2 separate regions of the Homo sapiens genome follow, and region 2 is linked to region 1. A link is an interaction called in ENCODE POLR2A ChIA-PET data of the cell type or tissue named here. Cell type or tissue: Panc1. All regions are shown on one strand. Links, peaks and the distances in the headings refer to the core of each region. The heading gives the core; the rest is flanking DNA. Region 1 overlaps LOC105369878 (a long non-coding RNA gene). Region 2 overlaps LOC105369878 (a long non-coding RNA gene).

The links. Peaks named below come from ENCODE experiments on the same cell type or tissue, not always from the same donor. Only the 100,000 strongest peaks of a DNase experiment are listed, where the experiment ranks them.
Region 2: POLR2A ChIA-PET joins it to region 1 with 5 read pairs; 3 of 35 experiments call an interaction of 5 or more read pairs at or near these places.

The regions. Positions count from the first base shown.
Region 1 is chr12:87,158,354-87,163,745 of GRCh38, forward strand. The region is part of intron 1 of LOC105369878 (a long non-coding RNA gene); the gene reads right to left. Among named protein-coding and RNA genes, the nearest start is that of MIR3059, 420 kb to the left of the region's middle. In Panc1, for the core only: no CTCF peak of the experiment used is centred there; no DNase peak of the experiment used is centred there; H3K27ac peaks cover 1,048 bases.
Region 2 is chr12:87,102,054-87,107,445 of GRCh38, forward strand. The region is part of intron 1 of LOC105369878 (a long non-coding RNA gene); the gene reads right to left. Among named protein-coding and RNA genes, the nearest start is that of MIR3059, 360 kb to the left of the region's middle. In Panc1, for the core only: no CTCF peak of the experiment used is centred there; no DNase peak of the experiment used is centred there.

The DNA of each region.
Region 1 (5,392 bases), core at 97-5,096:
AAAAGAATACAGACATCTGTTTTTGTTTTGTTTTTAATTATTCACAAATTATCGTCAGTTAATGTTGTCTTAGTATTTCTAATGTAATGTGGGTCAAAATAGCACCTCCTCACCCCATATATTTGCTTTTATTTATATGATTATGATTTTCTTTGGATCTTGTGGTCAGTGGGTATGCTGATACACCCATTGCAGAGTTAATTTGGCACTGCTGGCACATAATATATAATTTAATGCATCCATGTATTTACTTACATTTTACTTTTACCCTGGAATTACCAGCTTCCTTGTGCCCAGTAAAGTCTCTAACAACAGTTACAGAAAGGCTTATTTTCCAGTTTCCCAGAGAAATGTCAATTTCTCCATGTTTTTTATTATCTTATAAACCCATTCTCTTCCTCTACATGTATCTAGGTTTCTATACTAAAAGCACCAAACATTCACCTTCATATTTTTAATAATTATATATCTGTTTTATCCACTAAATTGTGAGTTTCCTAAAAGTAGGTACATAAATTTTTCATTTTTGACCTTAGCCTAGGGTCTAAGGGTCTTGTATGAACAGACATTCAAAATTACTTATTGAATTGCATTGGTTTGAATTACAATACATATTAAAATTGATTTAATTTATATTTATGTATTTATCATATCCATAAACTTGCCCTGAACCTATCTACATGTGAAGCTATGTTATTGGTGCAGATGATACAAAAATATAACAAGTTCTCTGACATCCAAGGAGATTAACACTTAAGGAGATAGACATTGAGAAACATCAACAATGCATGTTTTAAATATACCAAAATGTAGAAATTGCAATAAATTATGTGCAGCTTTCTGTGGGAACATTTTAAACAAATGCTTAACATTTGTCAAGCACTTATTCTGACCTATGCACTGTCCTAGATTTATACTTATGCAAATAATCCTTGTAGCAACCCTATAAGGAAGATACTCTTAGGATATATTCCTGGTGAAACACTTAGGAAACTGAGGCACAGAGATGTTAAGCAATTATCCCAAGGGTCATATAGATCTCATGTGACAAAGCCAGAGTCTATGTTTTAATTACTGTACAGTTTCACTTTATTACTTGGAGATAGGGATTAAGGATTAGGGAAGCCTCAAGAAACACAGAAGGTGGTAGTGAGTCTTGAGTTGATTTTAGAAGTATGAGATGGCACTTACATGATGAAATAAGCAACACCAATGGCTCCTGGGTGAGTGTTTGGCAATTTCCAGGTGGGAGAAACTGTAAATTAAAAACTGTGTCTCCAATATTGGGTATGAGGAGTATAAAAGTGAGAATGAGCTTGAAAATATAAAAAGGATACACATCATAAGCTGAGAAATGAGGAGTCACTGAAATGCTGGATTTGGAACTAAGGCTCTCAAACTTGTTATATAAGCAAACATTTTTGGCTATAAAAGTAAAAACAACAACAAAAAAACTGGAAGAAAACTGAATACTGAGTTAAAACAATGAAAGGAATCAAAAAGAAGGAAGAAAAACATTGATGCTTCTAGGCAACAAAGCAAACTGTAAGATTATTTTTTGTAAAAAACATCTATATTCCCGATGAAGAAAATGATTTTGCCACAAGCAAAATAAAAAGAATATGAAAGAGGGAGAAAAAAATTAAACCTTGAGAAAGCTATGGACACAATTTAACTTTGCTCAGGCTGATGGAGTAAGAAGAAAAGATGGAAAGCATCATCAAGAGACCAAGAAAAAGCTGTGGGAAATTACAAAGAGCAGAAAAAGCCTAGATCAATTTCCATCTAAAAGTCTGTTTTCAAAAGACACTTGGTTTAGCAAAAATTCTTTTTATAACCATAGTACTAAACTTTTCTTTGGCCTTCACCATTTTGTGACTTGGAAAACATTTAAAATGCATTAATGGGGTTTGCTAGTGGTTTATGGGAGCCCAATAAATAACATGCTTTTTTTCTGGACTAAGTTCTGAACAAACTTAAAAATATAAGAACGAATAAAAGTAGCAGAAAGATTAAAATGTTACCAGGTTAATTTTTTTAAAAAGTTCTCACAGGTTAAAAAAAAAAAAAAAAAAGACTGTTCTGTAGCCATGCTAACAAACAGCCATCAGAACAGTTTCATCAAAAGTTTTACACCATTTTGATATTTCAGTGAATATTCATATTAATGAACTAGGTTTTGCAACCAACCAGTCAGTATTAGACACTCCCTTCCGAAAGTCAGCCAGTCAGGAAAGCACCCTCTACAAATATACATCTGTGAGTGTCAACCTATCCACAACAGTCTCACCTGAGTAACCCCTCCTAAAAATGGCATCAAACCTATAAGCTTTTCAAAATCCACTAATCCTAGTGGATTAGAACTTCATGCCACCCCAAACACTTGTAACATCAGTACTCTGCTCTGCCGTGGAGCTGTGCCTGGCTAATATATCTTTTCTTACTATACCAAGCAATATATTTAAATTTTCTTTTTTAAATTTCAGATATTGAATAGCAGTTTAATCACCTGTGACAGGTCTTTATTATTGAAATAGACTATGTTGGAGGCTCTAAGACAATGTTAGATTCAATGTCCTGCTAACTGAACCCTATAAACAGGCAGCTATCCCAGCTTCAGCATACTAGATTGGGGCAAGTCCCACCACTCTGTAGGGCACAGGAACCTGTCCAGATCTGACTGACAGCAAAGTGGAGTAAAGAGCAAGTACTCTTACAAGCAGTTTGTTCCCAAATAGAAAAAGGTAGAAGCTGAATTGAGCATGCCCAGTTTATTTTTCCTAAATTTACAAGTCAGAAAAATTACTGTACTTTGCCTGAGGCAGAATGATTAAAGAGGCAGAAAAATACCAAGAATGAGTAATGAAAGCAGCAGAACAAACACTTAGAGGGCATAGGTAAAGCATTTGTCCTATAATAGGTTCTAGCAATTACTTATCCAATATAAAATACAAATAAAACTGCAATAAAAATATGTTAGGCTACAGATGACTATATATTAAGTGGTATCCTATTCAGGCTGCCATAACAAAATACCATAAACAGGCTAATGTAAACAATAAAAGTTTATTTTGTCACAGTTTGTGGAGGCCGGAAGTCCAAGATCAAGGTACCAGTGAGATAGGTTTCAGTCTGAGGCCTGTCCTCTTGGCTTGAAGGCAGCTACTATTTCACAGTATGCTCACATAACCTTTTCTTTCTGAAACCTCTCTCTCTCTCCTTCTCCCTTTTCACATGAAGTGACCAATCCTCCGTGATTAGAGACCCAGCTTCATGATCTCACTTAACCTTAATGACTTCATAAGGACCCTATCTCAAATATAGTCACGTTGAGGATTAAGGCTTTAATATGTGAATTTTGGAGGGACACAATTCTGTCACTGCCTCCACCAAAAAATTCATGCTCTTTTAAAATGCAAGATACATCCCAAAAGTCTCAAAAGTTTTAACCCAACCTGGCATCAACTCTTAAGTCCAAAGTCTTATGTAAATATTCTTATTTTTTATTTATTTTTATTTCACTAGTTTTAGGGGTACAGGTGGTTTTTGGTTTCACGGATAAGTTCTTTAGTGGTAATTTCCAAGATTTTGGTGCACCCGTCACCTGGGCAGTATACAATCCACCCAATATGTAATCTTTTGTCCCTCACTCCCCTCCCAAACTTCCCCCATGTTCCTAAAGTTCATTACATCATTCTTATGCCTTTGCATCCTCATAGCTTAGCTCCCAGTTATAAGTGAGAACATACAATATTTAATTTTCATTCCTGAATTACTTCACTTAGAATAATGGCCTCCAGCTCCATCCAAGTTGCTTCAAAAGACATTATTTTATTCCTTTTTATAGCAGAGTGGTTACTCCAAGGTGTATATATGCCACATTTTCTTTATACATTCATTGGTTGATGGACACTAGGTTGGTTCCATATCTTCGCAATTGCAAATTGTGCTGCTATAAACATGCGTGTGCATGTGCCTTTTTCATATAATGACTTATTTTCCTTTGGGTAGATACTCAGTAGTGGGATTGCTGAATCCAATGAAATATAGTTCTACTTTTAGTTCTTTAAGGAATCTACATACATTTTCCATAGTGGTTATAATAGTTTACATTCCCACCAGCAGTGTAAAAGTGTTCCCTTTTCACCACATCCATGCCAACGCCTATTATTTTTTACTTTTTAATTACGGCCATTTTTACAGGAGTACAGAGATATCTGATTGTAGTTTTAATTTCCATTTCCATGATAATCAATGATGTTTAAGATTTTCTTCATATATTTGTTGGTTGTTTGTATATCTTCTTTTGTTAAAGTCTCATATAAATATTTTAATCAAACAATGGGTGAGACTCAAGGCATAATTCATCCTGTGGCAAAAATTATCCAGCTGTGAACCTGTAAAATCAGATAAGTTATATGCTTCAAAAATACAATGGTGAGTTGGGCATAGAATAAACATTCCCATTCCAAAAGGGAGAAATTGAGAGGAAGATAGGGGTGATATGTCCCAAGCAAGTCCAAACCCTAGCAAGGCAAATGGCATTAATCTTAAAGGCAAATAATAAACTTCTTTGGTTTGATGATTTGCCCTTCAGCCCCATTGGGTTGGCAACATCAACCCATCAACAGCTCTTCAAGAAGGCCCTATCCCTTTGGCTTGGTGGGGCTACCCTGCCCCCACAGCTGTCTGCCTAGCTTTAACTGAGAGGGGGATCCCATCCTATGAAACTGGTGATGAAGCAGCCTTGTCTTCTGAGCCTTTGATGAGAGTGGCAGTTCTGCTGATCTCTGAATTGACTTGTGGGCTATTCTCTCCCTTTCTTGAAGTATCCCTCAAGCACGTTCACAGGCAAATAGCTCTATTGTTCCATTGTATAGAATCTCAGAAGTCTAACAGCCTTTATTCCATCCTGCTTTCTCTGTACTATCTAGTTCAAACTAGCAGTGTATTCACTGGTATAATCCCTGACTTCTGCTGAGGTGACTGATCACATCTGTGAGTCATATCTATTATATTTTATCAAATGGTTATCCAGCCACATGCTTAGTGTTCTCTTCAGAACACACTCCATATTTTATAAGATGGATAGACTGAAAATTTTCTATATGTATGAGTTCTGGTTCATTTTTGCTTAGCAATTCTTTCTATTTATTTCTCTCCTCTCACATTTCGCTATAAGCTGTAAAAAGAAACCAAGTTACTCCTTCAACACTCTGCTTAGAAATATCCTCAGCTAAATATAAAATTTCATTCCTCACAAATTCAACCTTCCAAAAAAACCTAAAACACAATTCAGCCTCTTTTTTTTTCACCAGTTTATAGCAAAGATATCCTTTCCTCAATTTCTCAATAATCAATTAGCCAGGCTTAGTGGCATGCTCCTGTAGTC
Region 2 (5,392 bases), core at 289-5,288, 56 kb before region 1:
AAAAGCTTATCCACCATGATCAAGTGGGCTTCATCCCTGGGATGCAAGGCTGGTTCAATATACGCAAATCAATAAATGTAATCCAGCATATAAACAGAACCAAAGACAAAAACCACATGATTATCTCAATAGATGCAGAAAAGGCCTTTGACAAAATTCAACAACCTTTCATGCTAAAAACTCTCAATAAATTAGGTATTGATGGGACGTATCTCAAAATAATAAGAGCTATCTATGACAAACCCACAGCCAATATCATACTGAATGGGCAAAAACTGGAAGCATTCCCTTTGAAAACTGGCACAAGACAGGGATGCCCTCTCTCACCACTCCTATTCAACATAGTGTTGGAAGTTCTGGCCAGGGCAATTAGGCAGGAGAAGGAAATAAAGGGTATTCAATTAGGAAAAGAGGAAGTCAAATTGTCCCTGTTTGCAGATGACATGATTGTATATCTAGAAAACCCCATATCTCAGCCCAAAATCTCCTTAAGCTGATAAGCAACTTCAGCAATGTCTCAGGATACAAAATCAATGTACAAAAATCACAAGCATTCTTATACACCAACAACAGACAAACAGAGAGCCAAATCATGAGTGAACTCCCATTCACAATTGCTTCAAAGAGAATAAAATACCTAGGAATCCAACTTACAAGGGATGTGAAGGACCTCTTCAAGGAGAACTACAAACCACTGCTCAAGGAAATAAAAGAGGATACAAGCAAATGGAAGAACATTCCATGCTCATGGATAGGAAGAATCAATATCGTGAAAATGGCCATACTGCCCAAGGTAATTTACAGATTCAATGCCATCCCCATCAAGCTACCAATGACTTTCTTCACAGAATTGGAGAAAACTACTTTAAAGTTCATATGGAACCAAAAACGAGCCCGCATCGCCAAGGCAATCCTGAGCCAAAAGAACAACGCTGGAGGCATCACACTACCTAACTTCAAACTATACTACAAGGCTACAGTAACCAAAACAGCATGGTACTGGTACCAAAACAGAGATATAGATCAATGGAACAGAACAGAGCCCTCAGAAATAACACCACACATCTACAACCATCTGATCTTTGACAAACCTGACAAAAACAAGCAATGGAGAAAGGATTCCCTATTTAATAAATGGTGCTGGGAAAACTGGCTGAAACTGATGAAAGTGTAGAAAGCTGAAACTGGATGCCTTCCTTACACTTTATACAAAAATCAATTCAAGATGGATTAAAGACTTAAATGTTAGACCTAAAACCATAAAAACCCTAGAAGAAAACCTAGGCATTACCATTCAGGACACAGGCATGGGCAAGGACTTCATGTCTAAAACACCAAAAGCAATGGCAACAAAAGCCAAAATTGACAAATGAGATCTAATTAAACTAAAGAGCTTCTGCACAGCAAAAGAAACTACCATCAGAGTGAACAGGCAACCTACAAAATGGGAGAAAATTTTTGCAACCTACTCATCTGACAAAGGGCTAATATCGAGAATCTACAATGAACTCAAACAAATTTACAAGAAAAAAACAAACAACCCCATCAAAAAGTGGGCAAAGGACATGAACAGACACTTCTCAAAAGAAGACATTTATGCAGTCAAAAAACACATGAAAAAATGCTCACCATCACTGGCCATCAGAGAAATGCAAATCAAAACCCCAATGAGATACCATCTCACACCAGTTAGAATGGCAATTATTAAAAAGTCAGGAAACAACAGGTGCTGGAGAGGATGTGGAGAAATAGGAACACTTTTACACTGTTGGTGGGACTGTAAACTAGTTCAACCATTGTGGAAGTCAGTGTGGTGATTCCTCAGGGATCTAGGACTAGAAATACCATTTGACCCAGCCATCCCATTACTGGGTATATACCCAAAGGACTATAAATCATGCTGCTATAAAGACACATGCACACGTATGTTTACTGCGGCATTATTCACAATAGCAAAGACTTGGAACCAACCCAAATGTCCAACAATGATAGACTGGATTAAGAAAATGTGGCACATATACACCATGGAATACTATGCAGCCATAAAAAATGATGAGTTCATGTCCTTTGTACGGACATGGATGAAACTGGAAATCATCATTCTCAGTAAACTATCACAAGAACAAAAAACCAAACACCGCATATTCTCACTCATAGGTGGGAACTGAACAATGAGAACTCATGGACACAGGAAGGGGAACATCACACTCTGGGGACTGTTGTGGGGTGGGGTGAGGGGGGAGGGATAGCATTGGGAGATATACCTAATGCTAGATGACGTGTTAGTGGGTGCAGCGCACCAGCATGGCACATGTATACCTATGTAACTAACCTGCACATTGTGCACATGTACCCTAAAACTTAAAGTATAATAATAATAAATAAATAAAAATAAAATAAAATAAAATAAAAATAAGCACTAAAAATGATTGTCTCTTGGAATAAAACTGGGGCATAGAGAAGGGCGTTTTCCTCTATTTTATTGCCATTGTCTTATCACCTTGACTTTAAAACAATGTGAATATTTAGTATGACATTGATGAAACTAAACTAAATAGACTAGAATAAAATAAAATATCTGAAGAGATAGCCTTACACTGCAATTTTTTCAAAGGGCATCAATCACTAACACAATGATCCTTGCTTAGAATTTCTCAGAAGGGAATGATTCTACTGCAAAACATTGGCATCAAAATGAAAATTCATAAAGCTGGAAGAACAAATGCATCTTTGGGCTTTGTTACAAAACCTCATACAAATTACACATTTAACTAAATAGCACACTTTTTCATCCTAATATCAATGGCTCAATACTTTTTAATAATATCAAATGATATATAGAAACAGCTTTCTTTTCAAAAGGGATGTGAAAACTACACTGATATTTGTGAAATATTTCTTCTGTCAACATCTTTCAATGATTTTAATTAAGGTGGTGTTTCTATTTCAATGGATCATCATTTTCAAACAGGTTTTCCATTAAGGCAGATGTTCTAGAGTTCAGATACATTCCAACTCCATTTTATTACTGATTTTCTGTGCTGATGTTTTATGAGACCAAAGAAATGAAAACCCATATTCCTATAATTGAATGACATAAATAGCTTAGGATATGGTGAATAAAGGAAAATGTGCTTAAATGTTTAACTTATTATGAACAATATTATTCTACTGTCTTAGTCAGTTTGGGTTGTTACAACAAGTACCATAGACCAAATGGCTTATAAACAACACATTTATTTCTCATAGCTCTGAAGGCTGAAGCTGGAGATCAGGGTACCAATATGTTTGGGTTCTGGTGAGGGGACTCTTCTAGGTTGTAGCCTGCCATCTTCTCCTTGTATCCTCACATGGCAGAAAAAGGGCTAGAGAGCTCTTTGGGGTCTCTTTTACAAGGTCACTAATTGTATTCATGAGGGCTTCATCTTCAGGATCTAAATTATCTCACCAAACCTCCACCTTCTGATACCATCACAATGGAGATTATGATTTCAACATTTGAATTTTGAGGGGCCATAAGCATTCAGTTTATACATCTACAGATGACAGCATCTCTCTTATGCCTTTATATTGTCACAAGTAACACAAGCAGCTTCATATATGCAGACTGGTCATTTCTTTTCTCCTTTTATTCTGATGTAAAATTTGTCTTCAAGACAGAGAAGGAATGAACATGAAGAAGTATGTTCAGACCGCTGTCAAGACATAAAATGGTTCTTCCTTTTAGATTTTGGGACATATTTATATTTATCCAAAGAAAACATTTCTGATATTTTATTATACTATAATAACGGTAGCCTAATAGTTTGGCCTAGGCAGCTTAAAAGGAAATTTTTAAATTATTTCTATTTATAGCAAAACCAAAATCTCTCTCTCTCTCTTTTCTTTGTTTCATTTTAACTTTTCTGTCTTTAGGAAAATCAACATTTTTCCATGAATACAATTATGACTCTTATAATGGCCATGCTCCCTTTTTCCTTGTGAAAAGAGGAGTTTTCATATAAGAAGATATGAATGGACATTTACATGTCAACTATAATAAGTTGGCATAGCCTTCTATATTTCAAGTGGCTTCAAATCAATAGATAATTTTAAAATTTGATTTGTTGTCTGCTTGACACAAAAGACTTTCTATTTCACTCTCAGGAATAAATAGGAAGATTTTTATCTCAATTTAATTGATGTGCAATTCATCTCATTGAATAATTTGTAAAATTAAGATATTTAAATTTTTAAATTTAATATCTTGGTGAGAAAAAATATTTCTTATATACAGGACAGTGATAAATATTAAATATTAATTTGTGATCATTAGCGATAGGGATAATGAATTTAACTATTTTAAGCATTGAAGATGCATTGAAAACTAATAGAAGGTTATATAGTTTCTTAAATAATTAGAGGGCAGACAGTAAAAATGGCAAAAGTTTTTTTTCTTCCTAACACATTGCTCTTTGCAATCATAAAAATAATTTAAAATTACTGCTGATGTTAATTACATGAAATTTAGAGAAATATTTAGAAAATATGAGGAGCAAAATCCAGAATTAACAGAAATTCCACTATTCAATGTTAACTATAAAATTTTTGTATATTTTCAGGCCTTTATATTTTATTTATAGATTTTCAGATTGCTATATAAAGTTTATTTTTGATTAATTTTTGTTATACCCTAGTATATGAATATATGATTTTAAGTAAGGCTATACTATGTATAAAGTTTTTCCTTTTTTTTTCAGTTAAACTTTTGTTTTAGCAATTTTGTATAATTTCATCAAACATTTTTATACTGGTCTCATGTCACCACACTCATAGATGATTTAATTTTACAAATTCCCAAACATTAAATATTTAAGTTTTTTGAATTATTGCAAAAGCAAAACAGCTATTTTTTATTTTTAGGAAAACTTTGCTCCATCTCAAGGTGTTTTCTTAGAATAAATTTTTAAAACAAGATGTGAAGCTGAATTAATACATATGATACCTATCAAGATTCTTGATTCATATTACTAAACTGCAGTCCTGAAAATATGAAATAATTCATAATCACACCAATAATATATGTATGAGAATATAAATTTTTTATGACATAAGATACAGCAATTGGTGTAACATTTTAAAATATTAAATAATTAGAGAAGAAATTTCACTTATAAATAAGGTATGTATTAAGATTCTCCAGAGAAACTGAACCAATAGGATATATACAGATATATATAAGAGGAGATTTATTGTAGGAGTTGGCTTATGTAAATTATGGAGGCCAGGAATTTCCACGATATGCTGCCTGCAAGCTGGAAAACCAGGAAAGCTAGTGCTATAATTAATTCAGTCTAGTCTCATTCTCATTCCATTCCTGAGAATGAGACTGGGTGTCCCTGGTGCAAGTCCT